Regions from separate parts of the Homo sapiens genome. Here region 1 is linked to region 2. Evidence: read pairs that join two places in POLR2A ChIA-PET (ENCODE). Cell type or tissue: Caco-2. All regions are shown on one strand. Region 1 overlaps MOV10L1 (Mov10 like RNA helicase 1). Region 2 holds the start of TTLL8 (tubulin tyrosine ligase like 8).

Region 1 (5,000 bases), 63 kb after region 2:
AGCCTGGCCTCTCTCGCTAGACTAGGAGGCCTTTGTTATGAGCAAGAAGTGTTCTAGCCTTTTACCATCATCCTGACAGAGCCAGCAGGGCAAGGGTCCAGGGGAGGAGAGCCCAGGTCCCCACCCACATGGGAGACAGAGGAGCACGTTCTGAGTGGGGTAGGTGGAGAAGAAAAGTTCAAGAAGGAAGAAAAGTCTATAAATTTGGCAGTTTGAGGGGAGAACATTGCCCTTTGTCCAGGAGGGTTTTTTTCTGTAGGGGTTTGAGGTGTTCTGAGAGTCCCCAGCTAAACTGGAGTTCCAGTGCCAGAGCAGCTGGCAGCCCTGTCCTAAGGAGAATGAAGGGAATGGGACCTAGGTGTTCACCATGCGCCCTTCAGGGGATCCTTTCCAAATACACCTCCTTGTTTAAAAAAATGTCCTTGTTTTACCAGGAGGACAGCTGATGCCCCATGACCGGGGTTCCTCACGCAGGAAACTTATTCTGGCAGACGCCCCAGTGGCTCTCGTCTGACCTGTATCCAGGTTATGCCTGCCTGATCATCTGGCACTGGGAGCCCAAACTTATGTTCCCCAATGCCAGGGAAAACCCGGCCTGGGCAGTGCTGGGTTCTTAGGATGGAAGGTGCAAATTCAATCCACTGCCGTGATAGAAACAAGTTCAGATGTGTTTTACTCACAGATCCTGGGCAGGGAGGTTGCCATGAGTCGCGAGCGCAGTCCTCTGTCCCCCAGTCACTTTGAGTTTGTAGGCAAATGCCTGAATGGTTCATCGAGGTGGCAGAAAAAGCTGGACCTGGGTCTGCTAGGATGGAGAGGTGCTCCTCAGCTCCTCCCTGGGGACCCAGGTCTGCTGGGCTTGGAGGGTGCTCCTCAGTTCCTTCCACAGGCCACCGACTTGATGTTTTGATGCTGCAGCTTTGTAGTAAGTTTTGAAATCAGGAAATTTGAGTCCTCCAGCTTTGTTGTTCTTTGGCAGAATTTATTTTGCTTTTCAAGATCTTTTATACGAATTTTAAGATGCATTTTTCTATTTCTGCAAAATATAGCATTGGAATTTTTTTTCCCCAGAGACGAGGTCTCACTACATTGCCCAGGCTGGTCTCAAACTCCTGGCCTCAAGTATTCCTCCCGCCTCAGCCTCCCAAAGTGCTTGGGATTACAGGTGTGAGCCACTGCACCCGGCCTGTCATTGGAATTTTGATGGGAATTGCATTGAATCTGTAGATTGCGTTGGTTAGTATGGACATTTTAACAATATTGAATCCTCCAGGCTATGAACATGGAATGTGTTAACATTTATTTATGTCTTCTTTAATTTCTTACAGCAGTGTTTTGTCATTTTCTCTGTATATGTTTTTCACTTCTTTGGTTAAATTAATTTGTAAGTATTTTATTATTTTTGCTGCTGTTGTAAATACATTGCTCTCATAGCTGCCTTTTCAGATTCTTCAGTGTTGTTTAGAAATGAAGATAATTTTTGTCCTTTGATTTTGTACCCTGCTACTTTGCTGAATTTATTTATTCTAACAGTTTTTTGTGGAATCTTTTAGAGTTTTCTACATATAAAATTATGCATGCCATCTGCAAACAGATAATTTTATTTCTTCCTTTCCAATTTAGATGCCTTTCATTTCCTTTTCTTGCCTAATTGCTCTGGCTAGAACTTCTAGTACCATGATGAATAGCAGTGGTGAAAGCAGGCATCCTTCCCTTGGAAGTTCCTGATCTTATGGGAAAAGCTTTCAATCTTTCACCATTGAGTATGATGTTAACAGTGGGTTTTTCATATATGACTTTCATCATTTTGAGGTGATGGTTTTCTTTCTTTCTTTCTTTCTTTCTTTTTCTTCTTTTCCTTTTTCTCTTTTTTATTTATTTATTTATTTATTTATTTTTGAGACAGGCTCTCCTGTCGCCCAGGCTGGAGTGCAGTGGCGCAATCACAGCTCACAGCTGTGACTGCAGCGGCACACCACCATGCCCGGCTAACTTTTGTATATCATAGAGACAGGGTCTTACAATCCTCCCGCCTTGGCCTCCCAAAGTGTTGGAATTACAGGCAAGTATGGGTGTGAGCCACCACACCCAGCCTGATTTTCTTCTCTTCCTAGTTTGTTAAACGTTATCATGAAAGGGTGTTAAATTTTGTCAGATGCTAGCTGGGTGTGATGGCATGCACCTGTAATCCCAGCTACCTGGGAGGCGCTTGAGCCCAAGAGGCAGAGGTTGCGGTGAGCTGAGATCGCACCATTGCGCTCCAGCCTTGGTGACAGAGGGAAACTCATGTCTCAAAAAAAAAAAAAAAAAAAAAATTCAATTGCTTTTTCTGTATTGAGATGATCATATGATTTTTTTTCCTTCTGTTAATGTGTGTTGCTACAGTAATTGATTTTCAAATGTTGAACTATCCTTGCATTCCAGGAATAAATTCCACTTGATCATAGCATGTAATCCTTTTATTTTATATATGTTTTTTGAGACAGGGTCTCACTGTGTTGCCCAGGCTGGAGTGCAATGGCTCAGTCACTGCTCACTGCAGCCTCGAGCTCCTGGGCTCAAGCAATCCTCCCACCTCAGTCTCCCAAGTAACTGGGACTACAGGAATGAGCCACCACACCCAGCTAATCCTTTTCATATGCTGCTGAATTTTGTGTGCTAGTATCGTGTTGAGGATTTTTTCATCAGTGTTCATATTGGTCTGTAGTTTTCTTTTCCTGAAGTGTCTCTGTCTGGCTTTGGGATCAGGGTAATGCTGGCCTCATAAGAATAAGTCAGAGAGTATTCCCTCCTCTTGAATTTTTTGGAAAAGTTTGAGAAAGATTGGTATTAGTTAGTCTTCAAATGTTTGGTAGAATTTAGCTATGGAGCCATCAGGTCCTGGGGTTTTCCTTTTCAGAATATTTATTACTGCTTTAACCTCCTTAGTAGTAATTGGTCTATTCAGATTTTCTTTCTTCATGGTTTAGTCTTGGTAGGTTTTGTGTTTCTAGGAATTTGTCCATTTCATCTGGGTATTGGTATACGATTGCTCATACTCTTATAATCCTTTTTATTTCCGTAGATTCTGTAGTAATGTTCCCACTTTCCTATCTTATTTTAGTAATTTGTCTTTCCCTTTTTTCTAGTTAATCTACTAAAAGTCTGTCAATTTTGTTGATCTTTTTGGAGAACCAACTTTTTGTTTTCCTGGTTTTCTGTATTGTTTTTCAGTTCTCTCTTTTGTTCATCTCTCCTCTAATCTTTATTTCCTTCCTTCTGCTATCTTTGGGTTTAGTTTGTTCTCCTTTGTCTAATTCCTTGCAGTGCTCATGGGAATCAGTGCTCATAGTCACAAATTCCCTCAGCACTGCTTGTGCTGCTCCCATAAGTCTTGCTGTATTGTGTTTTTGTTTTTATTCATCTCCTAAGTATTTTTTAGTTTTTCTTATGGGGTTCTTTTGCTTTAATTCTTATCTTTGCTCTTTTGCACATAACGTTGTTTTTTCTTAGCTGCTTTTAAGATTCTCTCTTTTATCACTGATATTAATAGATTTGGTTTACGATGTGTGGTGGTAGAGATTCTTTTCTTCCTGTTCTTGTGCTTGGGGTTCATTGGGATTCTTGAATATGCGGCCTTGAGTTTTCTTCAGATTTGGAAATTTTCAGCCACCATGTGTTCAGACGCACTTTCTGCCCTCCCACTTTCCAATTCCGGGCAGGCTGCTGTGAGTTTTCCCCCACCTCATGCTGAGGCCCTGGTCTGGCCCCTCAATGGGTTTTGCAGGATGGTGTCTCATGCATTCCTTAGTGCTGAGCTGATGGTCCTGAGTGGGTCCCCTGACCCTCTCCAGACCACTCTGTGCTGCTTGCTCTTCCCAGCGCTCAGCCCCACAGATCAGAGCTCCTCTCCTTAGAAACCATGCAGCATCCCTGGGTCCTCTGTGCTGGGGCCTAGGAGCTCTGTTCAGGCACAGGTGGATCAGTCATGGGGCCCCCATGGATTGTTTCCCCAGTCTTGGGATCACAATCCTTTGCTACGTGATGTTCATTGTTTAAACACCATCGTTTCTTATTTCTCTGTCTCTTTAAGTTTTTTTCAGGTAGAAGGGTAAATCTGGTCCTTGTTAGTCCACCTTGGCCAGACCTGGAAGTTTGTCCTTTTTTCACAGATGTCTGTGGAAGCCAAATTCTGCCTTCCCAGAATTAACGTGGACAACCTGAAAAAGAGCAGGGAGGGTGGACAGGAGTGGGCAGTGCAGGGAGGGACACCGCCAGCTGGAGCCCCACTGCCTCATGCCAAAGGCCAGGGAGTGTGCTGGAGCCCCATGGCCCTCGTGCTGAAGGCCGGGGAACTTACTGAGGCACCTGCAGACTCCGGCGAGGATCGCCCCACCTGGGGGGCCATCTGCTGAACTGGAGCTGTTGGAACTTTCCTGCTCCGGAGCTGCTACTTTCCAGAGTGCTGCTGAGCTGTTGCTGACTTTATAACATTTGGGTGTTTTCCAGCTTCTGAACATGTCAAATTACAAGGAGAAGTTTTCGACTTTGCTGTGGCTTGAGGAGATTTATGCAGAAATGGAACTGAAAGAGTATAACATGAGCGGGATCATCTTAAGAAGGAATGGGGATCTGCTGGTTCTGGAGGTCCCAGGGTTGGCCGAAGGGAGGCCTTCTCTCTACGCAGGTGTGTTTGTTACTCATATGCTTCCCTGGGTGGACTAGCAGAGAAACCATACTTGAGAGAAGATACTCTTTAACTGGCAATATGACAGTCACATTATCGCATTTTCTTTCTTTTGGGTTAGAATTTCACTAAAAATCAGCAACCGATGTACATCAAGCATGTTTCTTTGTTGTATTTCATTAGTTGTAAGCAGTTGACCCCAGTAATGTTTTTGTTTGTTTGTTTGTTTGTTTTTTGAGGTGGAGTCTCGCTGTGTCGCCCAGGCTGGAGTGCAGTGGCGCAATCTCAGCTCATTGCAACCTCTGCCTCCCGGGTTCACGCCGTTCTCCTGCCT
Region 2 (5,000 bases):
GGTTTGGGTTGAGCGGGAGGTCTGGGTTGGGGGTCAGGTCTGGGTTGGGGTCAGGTCTGGGTTGGGAGATCAGGTCTGGGTTTTTGGGGTCAGGTCTGGGTCGGGGTCAGGTCTGGGTTGGGGGTCAGGTCTGGGTTGTGGGCATCAGGTCTCAATTGGGGATCAGGTCTAGGTCGAGGGGGAGGTCTGGGTTGGGGGTGCAGGTCTAGGTTAATGAGGAGAGGTATGGGGTTCTGAAGGCAGAGGGGAGTGGACAGCTGTGGAGTTCCCAGAAGATGGGGGAAGGTGGGGAGAACAGCTCTGGGCTTTCGAGGGCGGGCGAGTGGGTAGAGTTGGGCAGGTTTAGTGGGGGAGTTCTGTGGTTCCGAGCTAGGCGGGTCTGGGATTCCTAGGGTAAGGGGTCTAGAATTTGGAGGCCCGGGGCGGGGAGGGGGTAGGCCTGGGTTTCCGGGTGTGGGAGGCGGGTCTGGGGTTCCGAAGGCAGATGGGGAGGAGGGGTCCTGTCCGGGATCGGAAGCGCGGACGGGCCTGGGGTTCCGCGGTCGGGGGTCGTGCTCACCGGGGACCGGGTCAGTGGCTCGCGCTGCGCCGCCCGGCTTCCTGGGGTTGCCTGGGACAACGTGCTGGGGCGGCCACGCGCATTGTGCACCCCCGGTGCGGCGGCTGCTGGGCCCGTGGCCTCGGGCTGTGCAGCGGCGGCGGCCCCGGGGCGTGGGGCTGCGCGGGCGGCGGGGGGCGCGGGGGCGCGGGGAGCTGCGGCGTGCGGGGGGCGCGGGCCCCGACGGGCAGCAGTCATCAGCGCTTGGGCTGGGCCCGGGTTGGGGTCCGGGTCCCGGGCTGCTGTCGGAGCAGGCGCGGCTGCGGGGTCGGCGGCGCGGGACGGTGCGCGCCATGGTGTCCGCCGGGGGAGGGCCCGAGTGTAGCCCCGGGTCACGCGCTGCGGCCCCGCGCCCCCCTGTGGAGGTCACACTCCATCCCCCACCAGGTCACAAAGACCCGCGGGTCACATCCTGCCCCTCCCCCTCGGGCCCCCCAGGCCCGCCAGGCCTTCTCGCCCTCCCCGGGGCCCTCATGCCGCCCTCTGTCCCTGGGCCCTTCCCCGACGCGAGGCTGGAGCGGCGGGGTGAGGAGGCCGCGGGCGCTGGGCTCCTCCCGGGCTGCGCGCTGCGGGTCCTGGCGGATGGGGGCGACGGGGTGACCGTATCAGCGCCCCCCGTCCTGCGGCGGAACTTGGGAGGGCCTTGGTATCCGCAGAACCACTCGTGGGGTCCCACGCCGCTGCCCCCCGGGGGGTTCTGAGCCCACCCAGGTCCACACGGCCCCTGTCGTTTCCCCCCGCACCCCGCGGATCACCCCGCCAGGGCAGCTCGTGTCTGATCTGGCATCTCGGAGTGGGGGTAGGAAAGACACACCTGCCCCACCAGGACCCTCACTCCTGGCAACTTTCCAAAGCCTAGATGTCTTCATTTGGTTTTAAATCAACTTTATTTTGCATTTAACTTCCCAAGACACCCCAAAAGGGAGGTTCTGCCCCGACTCTGAAGGGGCTGGTGGGGGACTTGAAGGGGGGGAGTGGGAGCGTCCCCTGGCGGGGGTGGTTCCCTTCCAGCTCCCTCCCTCTTCCCCGGGGAATGCCACTGGGCTCTCACCAGACCCCAGTACTGGCCTCTAGGGGTTACACAAATCAGTGAGTGAAAAGCTGGCCCTCCCTCCACCCGCCCCTCCTCCCTGTGTCCCGATGTTTTTAGACCTGAGTGAGCTGACGCTGCTGAGACACAATATTAAATAGCCACAGCCACGTCTGCAAGTCAGCGTTTATTGCTCAAGCGTATTAAACAAAAATGTAGACTGAAAGAGACAGTTCTTTTAAACCCCATTTTTCCGGATTTTTTAAGCGCTCTAAAATAAGAAAATAAGAAAGTGCAAGCCAGCAAAAACGCTCCAAGTGCCTAATTCTGACTCTGAAACTTGAGCTCTCTGGTCTGCCCCCAAGAAGACATCAGCCCGCCCCGGGTCGTCCCTGTGGCTCCCACCCCATTCCCAGGAGCAGACCCCGCCAGCCTCAAAGCTGCAGGGAGGTGGGGGTGGCCTGCAGACAGGGTGGGGTCTGCATCCGGTACCAGTGACAGCAGCCTCTCCTCTCCCACGGTGGCGCTTGTTTGGGGCTGTGGCCAAAGTGTTTGCCCGGCCCCTGACTGTGTCCTTCCGGAGCTGCCGAGGACTGCAGAGAGGGCCTGGCTTGTCCCCTCTAGGAGCAGCTGGGAAGGTGTCTTGCCTGCATCCCCCTTCAATGGTTGAAAATAATGATTCCACTTGTCATGAACACCATGAAGGTATCTTGGCAGCCAGAGTCACTCCTGTTCCGCAGTGGGAAACCTGGGAGGGTCCTCAAACCCCCTGGCAGGGTCTGCAGGCCGCCCCATCCAGCTGCATCTCCCAGGCCTCCTGGTTCTTTGATCTTGATGGCCCCAGGCCACAGATGCATCTCCGGGCCTTTCCAGCAGCCCATGGGGGACCAGTCAATACACCCCACGGCGGTGAAGAGAAAACGTTCATGTCTTCTCAGATCAGAAGGAAAGAAACAAAACCATTGTGAAGGAAAACACCTGCTGGAAAGTAATTATCAAAGTAACAGCATTCCAGTTTCACAGTCGCCCCAACTCACTGTGGATTTACTGCCGTCAGCTGGGAGGACCCAGGCGCCCTCGGGACGAGGAGACGCAGGGAAACCCACTCCTGGCCATGGCACTACCCAAAGCCAGTGTTATTCTCACACCCAACTGTCCCTGCAGCCTGGCAGGTGGGCAGTGACCGCCTGGGCTGTACCCTAAGACCCCAAAACAGCGGAGATGGAGAAGACCGCTGCCCTGGGGCCTTCTCAGTGAGGATCAAGACAAAGTACTTGCTAGGAGGTAGAGGGCGCTGGGTGAACCTGTGAGAATTCCTGGGCTCTGACCTGATCTGTCCTGCATTTTGAGTAATGGGAGCAAACACAGGAGGGAGGGGCTCAGCTTCCCCCGGTCACTGGGGCCAGGGAGACGTGGTCCAGCCGGTTTACAAAGCCTTGGATGCAGCCCCACCCCCAAGAACACTGCCTGTCACAGCAGCGGCCACGTGGCACTCCAAGCTGGGCATGACAGTGCCCGGGACGTGGGCAGCGGCCATGTGGCACTCCAAGCTGGGCATGACAGTGCCCGGGACGTGGGCAGCGGCCACGTGGCACTCCAAGCTGGGCATGACAGCACCCAGGACGTGGGCCGGCCAGTGTGGCGGTGGATCCCTCTAGAATGACTGGGTCTAAGTAGGGAGACAGGGCAGGCGACCCGGCGTGGACTGGTGTGGATTTCACCTGGGAGAGCAGCGGCAGCCTGTGTCGCTTGCGCCCAGGCTCTGGAGGAGGGGCCCCTGCGGCTCCCGGGCCAGGACAGAGGCGCCCAGCCCTGCTCTCACTGTCCAGGAAGAGCCGCTGGGCAGCCTGAGCCTGGGGCAGGTGCACCTTGCAGGGAAGTGGGTAAGATCCCACTGGGCTGACTGAGTACCCGGGACAGACCCTAAGCGTGGAGGGAGGAAGCCCGGTCAGAGTGGGCAGGAGACGCAGGGACCCACAGTCTGGTCAGGTCCAGAGAGCCCACTCCAGCCCAAGCCATGAGAGAGGCAGGAAGAGGAGCTGGGGCCAGTTCAGGGGTGGGGCTCTCAAGAGGCCGAGCCGGGGGCCCTTCCTCGGCCTGGGAAGTTGCGGCCATGCTCCTGCTGTTACGACACGGGAGCCACTCGGAGCTGACTGATCTCACTGAGGCACAGACTAGCCAACATTGGCCTATTTTAAAATTAAACTACCCTAGGAAGTGAAAACCCCACCTGCAGCCTGGTTTGCCCTCACACAAGGGAAAAGAGGTGTTAGAAGCAGTAGCTCAGGGCGATTAGGGGTTGTGCGTTTCCATGCTTGGGGCCAGGCTGGGCGCTGCCACCCGGTTTCCGCGTCTGGGGGTCACTGGGCCATTTGCACCACGACGGCTCTCCAGGCTTTCTCCTTGTCGAACTCCTTCAGGGGGCTCCTGGCCACCTGCAACCGAGACAGGAAAGGTGTTACTTCACCAGGGCCACCTGTGCGGCGGGAAGGTGGACACGCCACTCGGCCACAGGCAGCGAGCAGCCAGCGTTCAGAAGTTTTCTTCGAATGTGAAGGAAGTGGGGAAACTAACCCCTGGGCCTCTGTGGAAAGAGATAAAAGCCTTCACTTCCTCAGTGTCCCAGAAACGCCTGCATCCCCCCCCGCACACACGGTTTCTACCGAGCCTGGGATGGAGCAGCCCTTCACTCGGCCCCTTGCCCTGGCTCTGGGGCGGGGAGCGGGGGGAGGCCGCCCAAGGTTGGGCATGTGCCTGACGGCTGAGGAAGAAAACACTTAAGGCAGAGGTAACCAGATGCCTCCAGGCAAAAGGGAGGACAGCGCCAGCCCCAGCTGTCCACCCTGAGCCCCAGTTGTCCACCCTGAGCCCCAGCTGTCCACCCTGAGCCCCAGTTGTCCACCCTGAGCCCCAGCCACCCACCCTGAGCCCCTGGGCCCCAGCCGTCCACCCTAAGCCCCAGCCATCCACCCTGAGCCCCAGCCGTCCACCCTGAGCCCCAGCCGCCCACCCTGAGCCCCAACCGCCCACCCTGAGCCCAAGCCACCCACCTTGAGCCCCAGCCGTCCATCCTGAGCCCCAGCCGCCCACCCTGAGCCCCAGCCGCCCACCCTGAGCCCCTGGGACCAGCAGTTCTGGGATCTGGGGAGAACACCTCATGCGTCTGACTCTGGGCCTTGCTGGTCACAACAGAAACCCAGGCGGGTCTCATTTCAGGCCCAGGGACTGCCGTCCTAGCAGGGAGACTGACCACAGCCAGGAAAAATGGCAGCAAAGCAACTGAGGAGGCAGGTTAAGGGAACAGCAGTAGGGAGGGTGGAGGGTGGGGGCGACGGGGTCAGCTGAGAAACGAGCCAAGGGCAAGAGAGCGTC

Evidence for each region. Peaks named below come from ENCODE experiments on the same cell type or tissue, not always from the same donor. Only the 100,000 strongest peaks of a DNase experiment are listed, where the experiment ranks them.
Region 1: POLR2A ChIA-PET joins it to region 2 with 6 read pairs; 4 of 35 experiments call an interaction of 5 or more read pairs at or near these places.

What each region holds. Positions count from the first base shown.
Region 1 is chr22:50,120,904-50,125,903 of GRCh38, forward strand. MOV10L1 (Mov10 like RNA helicase 1) reads left to right here. Exons shown (of 27, transcript NM_018995.3): 11 at 4,489-4,666. Among named protein-coding and RNA genes, the nearest start is that of MOV10L1, 33 kb to the left of the region's middle. In Caco-2, no CTCF peak of the experiment used is centred here; no DNase peak of the experiment used is centred here.
Region 2 is chr22:50,057,595-50,062,594 of GRCh38, forward strand. TTLL8 (tubulin tyrosine ligase like 8) reads right to left here and starts at 704. Exons shown (of 14, transcript NM_001350317.3): 1 at 560-704. It overlaps MLC1 (modulator of VRAC current 1), which reads right to left. Exons shown (of 12, transcript NM_015166.4): 12 at 1,797-4,063. The coding sequence ends at 3,989. In Caco-2, no CTCF peak of the experiment used is centred here; DNase peaks (open chromatin) are centred at 1,676 and 2,997.